Linked DNA regions of Homo sapiens: region 2 is linked to region 1. A link is a contact called in ENCODE Hi-C or POLR2A ChIA-PET data. All regions are on one chromosome and are shown on one strand. The core of a region is the stretch at or near the end of the contact, and the rest is flanking DNA. Distances in the headings are between cores, read along the strand shown. Region 1 has its middle 48 kb from the start of GALNT7. Region 2 overlaps GALNT7 (polypeptide N-acetylgalactosaminyltransferase 7).

Evidence for each region. A loop is a pair of places that touch in the nucleus more often than their neighbours do. ChIA-PET counts read pairs that join two places held with the same protein, here RNA polymerase II (POLR2A). Pooled maps may share reads with other maps.
Region 2: a pooled map shows a loop between it and region 1 (3-fold over the local background). The contact joins two enhancer-like sites. A Hi-C loop is called at or near these places in 20 of 37 single-sample maps with no recorded cell type and 5 of 50 pooled maps. POLR2A ChIA-PET finds 5 or more read pairs at or near these places in 4 of 52 experiments (MCF 10A, OCI-LY7, WTC11 and 1 more).

What each region holds. Positions count from the first base shown.
Region 1 is chr4:173,119,815-173,122,514 of GRCh38, reverse strand. No RefSeq gene overlaps it. Among named protein-coding and RNA genes, the nearest start is that of GALNT7, 48 kb to the left of the region's middle. Within about 2 kb of position 1,319, at least 2 of the 41 ENCODE cell types and tissues checked have a DNase peak (open chromatin) inside an H3K27ac peak, as active enhancers do.
Region 2 is chr4:173,242,125-173,244,824 of GRCh38, reverse strand. The region is part of intron 1 of GALNT7 (polypeptide N-acetylgalactosaminyltransferase 7); the gene reads right to left. Among named protein-coding and RNA genes, the nearest start is that of MIR548T, 25 kb to the left of the region's middle. Within about 2 kb of position 1,349, at least 2 of the 41 ENCODE cell types and tissues checked have a DNase peak (open chromatin) inside an H3K27ac peak, as active enhancers do.

The sequences.
Region 1 (2,700 bases), core at 70-2,569:
AATCTCGTCTTCATTATTGTGCCTAAAATCATCAGGTTCAGATTCTTTTCTACTCTGCCTGGAGGGTCTGGCAGCATGAACAAAAGACCGTAGTAGCTTTAGTGGCCTCCTGGAGAACATTACCAACTGTCACTGAATTACTTTGATTCCGAATTTGGGGAGTTGCTCTCCCACTCATCCTCATTCATAAATGAATTGGGATTCATAGTCTTGCTTCTTTGGATTTATGTTTCCGCTTTATCTTTTCCTCCAAAATTCTAAATATAGGAGTAAATACAGAGTCCTAGGGATGACCTTCAGGGAGGTGCCTAATATAGTTTTTGAAGGGCCAGGAAGTCTTCTTGCAGGAAGTGACAGGGGTTGGCCAAGTCAGGAAAGGATTTTCTAGGTGGAGGGAACAGTGTGTGCAAAGGCACAGAGGCAGGCAAATGCATGAGCAATTTGGAGAAATGCAAGACTGCATGGTTCCCAGGGCTTATCCTGTACAAACATCCTCAGGTATTAAGGATGAGAGATCAGGTGTGTTGTTATTAAGGCCACATTGGTTGTGTATTGCTAGCATGTATTGCAGTTGATTAGTGCCTGGGGTGAGCAACCATCCCAATTTGCCCAGGAGTGTCCCAGTTTTAACACTGAGATTCCCATGTCCCAGAAAAGCCCTTAGTTCCAGACAAACTAAGGCCATTGATCACTGTATATTGTTACAGCAGTTGTTAAATATTTTGGACATCACCCCTGCCTTTAATATATGTGCAATCATATATATAATGTATTACATACACACACACACACATTCTTGAGTCCTTATTTTACAAGGTTATAGCTTTACATACTCTTCTTTTAGTTTTGAGCAGGATTTCTACCTAGATACTGCATTCTCATGTATCATCTAAGATGACCTCCTCTCCCCTTGACAGTGTAAAGTATTTTTCCATACATGTAGTCTCTGAGGCATCTTGAACTTTCCTTTCCTGCTATCAGATGAGCTCCCCTCAAGGATCTTTGAAGAACTCTCTTCAGACTTTTCTGCTTAGAGGAAATTCCTTTTTAGCCTCAAAAGATAGCTGGCTGTATTAAAAGAAGTGCTGCTATGACTGGAATGTTTGAAGATTGCTCCAGAAATTGTGGCTTCGTTTTAGTTTTAATTTTAGTTTCTGAATTACGTATTTAATATAGACCAATTTGCAAGAATAGCAGATATCCCAGCTGATTTCTGTAGCAGGCAGAAGTGTTCTTCCTATCTGCTGTTCTCTGAGCCAAACAGCTGTGCTTTGAATCTGCTCCCCGGGCAGCTGCCTTATGCTGTGACCCTCCCAGCACACTTCCTGCTTGATTGCCACACCTGGAAGCCCAGAATGTCACTGGACTGACTGAAGCAGGCAATGCATACCACAGAGAAGTCTGTCATTGCTCCTTCTTACACATGTCTGAAACTTACAGACATCGTAAATGATTTGCCAAAATTTAAATGTCTACATAGAATTGTGGTAGGCCTGCTTAATGGTAAATGCATATTCTATGTTTGAAAAATGTTTCACTTTGTTGTAGGCCGAAGCATTAATCTGTAACTCTATGAGTTCTGGTAACTTATCTCCAAGCTTGCTAAGTTGTTGTCATTATTATTATTATTATTATTATTATTATTATTATTATTATTATTGTTTTGCTGGAAAATCAGCTTTGGAAACACAGCAGGATGAATAACGGCCCAAGTTCATGTCCCAAGGAATTCATGCTCCACTGTTGTCCCCAGAGTCACATTTCCCATGTCTTAGCCTTTGCCAAATCCATACCAACAAAAAAAAGCTATACAGTTTCCTCTACTTTGGTCTGTTATGTCTGCTAATTATTTACTAGTTAATTCACCAAATATTCATGAAACTCTCCCATGTGGCAGACACTGACAGGAACATCCCCACCCCTGCTGTCCAAATGTTGGTGGCAATTCCAGACCACCTTGGGAGGCTTGTATTTTGGGGAATATACGAGTCAACCCACATTACATATTTCCAAGTTCCATCCCTATTTTTCAGTGTTTTTGAGGAGGAAATCTAAATACAGTACCTCAGATCATGAAAAAATTACTTTCTTTCCATTGGAGTGGTATATTTTTAGAGTTTAAAAGGGATTTGGCAAACCTGTGGTCATACTCTTTCAAGGCTGTCTTTTTCTCTTCATTTACATGGACTTTTACCTATCTGTGGTTATTTGCCTCTCTGCTTTTCCCTATTATTCCTGGAAGGCAGGGCTGGGTCATATTAATTGTAGAATTCCCAACATTTGGTTAGGTGTGCAAAAGATGCTAAAAAGTCGATTGGAAAACAATTGCATGAATCACTTACCCCAGAGAGGTAAGTGATCTGTTTAAAGTCAAAAACTAATTGGTGATTTCTGTGTGTACCCCAGTAACGTGTAATTAGGACCATATAAGCCCAGTAATGAGAAGGCTCAAAGTCAGCCCAACCAAGACTGGGTGAAAGGCATGAGTCAGACAGACACGCAAGTCTGGACAGACAAGCCAAGTGAACATGAATTATTGCCTCCTTATAATAAAAGGACCTGAAAAATTGAGGATTTATGGGTGGAGTTGAATGAAATGAAAAGCAAATAAATGCCTGGTCTAATCTGTGAAAGAAGCAGGAAGAATCTTGAAGAAAACTGATACTCTGCATTTTTTTAATCAGAAGGTTAAGGAGAGGA
Region 2 (2,700 bases), core at 100-2,599, 120 kb before region 1:
CCCTTCTGACATCCAATTAATCATAAATTCCTGTCAATTCTATCACCTGTGTAGAGCCTCCATCTGGCCACTTCTTTCTATCATCCTCACTGCTACTGCCTTAATTCAGGCACCCTCACCTCTGAACAAGATTACAATAGGAATAATAGTGATGATGGTAAACACTGTGTCCTAAGTGCTTCACATACATTAACTTATTCAATCCCATGAGTTAGGTACTATGATTGCCATGTCTATTTTATAGATGGGACATCTGACAGGGAAGTTACCTAAGATTAGAATCAGTATGTAGTAGAGTCAAAATTTCAATCCAAATAGTCTGGCTCAGGATCTACACTCTTAACTACTATGACCTAGTGCTTCTCGCCCTGACACATACTTCCTACACAGCAGCCACAGGGACTTTTCTAAAATTCATACATCAACATGTTTCTTTCCCTGCTTACCATATTCCAGCAGTAGCCCACTGCCCTCTGGAGAATACACACTCCTCAAGGGGGTTGGCAAGGCTTTTCCAGTTCTAGACTGCATTTATGAAATGTCTTCAGCACTATCCATGAGAGAGGGGTCAGCAAACTTTTTCTTCAAAGGGTTAAGTAGTAAACATGTTTGGCTTTGCAGACCACAGGGTCCCTGTGGTAATTATTCAAGTCTGCCTCTGCAGTGTGGGAGCAGCCATAGACAATATGTAAATGAATGGGTATGGCTGTGTTCCAGTAACCATGTATTTACAGAGACAGGTGTTGGGCTGGATTTGGTTCCCTAGTCCCTGCACTAGACTGTAAGTTCTGTGAAAGTGCAGAGGCTATGTCCATCGTACGCACCACTGCATGCCCAGTGCTTATCCTGGCACATAATTCCTCAATAAATACTCACTGAATAAATGAATGAATCCTAAAATTTCTGCTTTGGTGGTAAGATAGACTCCGAAAAGAAAAGGGGAGATAAAGAATGGAAAATACAAAATGGGAGAGCAGGGCTTAAATCAGATAGACCCGTACTGGCAATACCTTATGAATTCACCAAGAACATAACTCTATATTCCCTACACGGCACTGTACTTTTAATAATGCCATATAATAGCACCAGAAAAATTGAATTTGCTCACTTCTCAGAGGCTGCATGTCATTAAATCGGAAGGCAAAACCAAATACAAGAATTGTCTGTCTAACCCCAAGTCAACTAAGAATAATCACATCAAATCTTAATTATATGATTCAAACAACGGCTATAAAGTGGTGTAATACTTTACTCCCCTGAGGAGGAAAGCTACATACTCCTCCTTTCTGAGAGTGAATGAGAATCAGTAGATGCCTCTGTGACTCACTGGTACAATGATACCTTCGTAAACACCAGCTGATCCACTCTACAGCCCAAACTAATGAATCACTGTTAAACAGAAATGGAAAAGAGGATGAGTAGATAATTTTCCAAGATCAGTATGTTCATAAAGGTGGAAATGGACTGAAAAATATAACCACTTATCACTGGATGGTAATATGGATTACCAGAAGTAAGGTCAGGCTAGTAACCATCCACCTTACAACTTACAAAGTGCCCCTTCTTACCCCCAAATCCTGCTTATATGTAATATTTTTCCAAGATGGCCATGCCTTGGTAGAGATAATATAAATCCAAAGGGATTTAGAAAAATGGTCTTTAGAGCAAATGACAGTAACATAGGCTTGTTTGAATTTGAAATCACAGGTGAAGCCTAGAAAACTAAGCTTTTAATGATGAGCTTATGCAGTCACATGATCTCTTGAGAAATGATGACTTAGCTTTAGGAAAGGGCCACTGCTTGAACAACATGCACACTACTTGGTTATCATGCTTCATGAGCCACAGAATTTAAAGGTATAACAAGCCAAACTTCATTCTGTGATTTTAACTCTCTTGATCAAAAACACCTTTCTTCAGAAAAATCCTATCAGCATCCTTTCTCTGGCTGCAGTTACCTAAAAGGAGCAGAAGGAATGGACACAGAAAGCAGAGAGGGAGGTGGTAAAAATAAATAAGCTCCAGAAATTCAGAGGGAACAAGGCGTGCCAGTAGGCTGGGGCTCCCCAGACTCTCACCAACATGTGGCAGGATGTGGGTGGGAATGTGGAGTGCACCAGCCTCAGTACCCTTCTTTCTCTCTGCTTAGTTACAGCTGGATGGACTAGACATTTCCGGCTGACTGAAGAGCTCCATGTCTTGCTCCTTTCAGAGCACTGAGCGATGACTGCATTGGGAGCTGCAGCCCTGCTGGGCATGGTCAAGGAATTTGTGCTTAATCAGGGCTTAAAATGGATAAGCCCAAGATTAAACAGAGACCTTACCAGTCCTTAAATATCTAGAATGTCATCCATACAGGAAAGGACCCATTTCCAAGTATATTTTAATATCCCTAAACTAGAAAGAGATTGAAGGCCACTTTCCAATGGCAATGCCTCTGTTAGCAACTAGGGCAGAACTGAAAATGGATGAAGCATGCTTTCAGGTAACTATGGAAATATAAAAATTCTATATAAGCTCTAGGTGTGGCTTAAAGTATGATATTCTGGTAAGAATTATCTGCTCAAAGAAATAGACCCGCTTAGAGGAATTGCTATTCTTCTTTATCTTTTTTTTCCCTTTCTTTAAGTATCAGGCCAAGATATAAACCAAAGGGTAACAAAATAGAGAAAATAGTAGAGTTGACATCATAATGCTCCA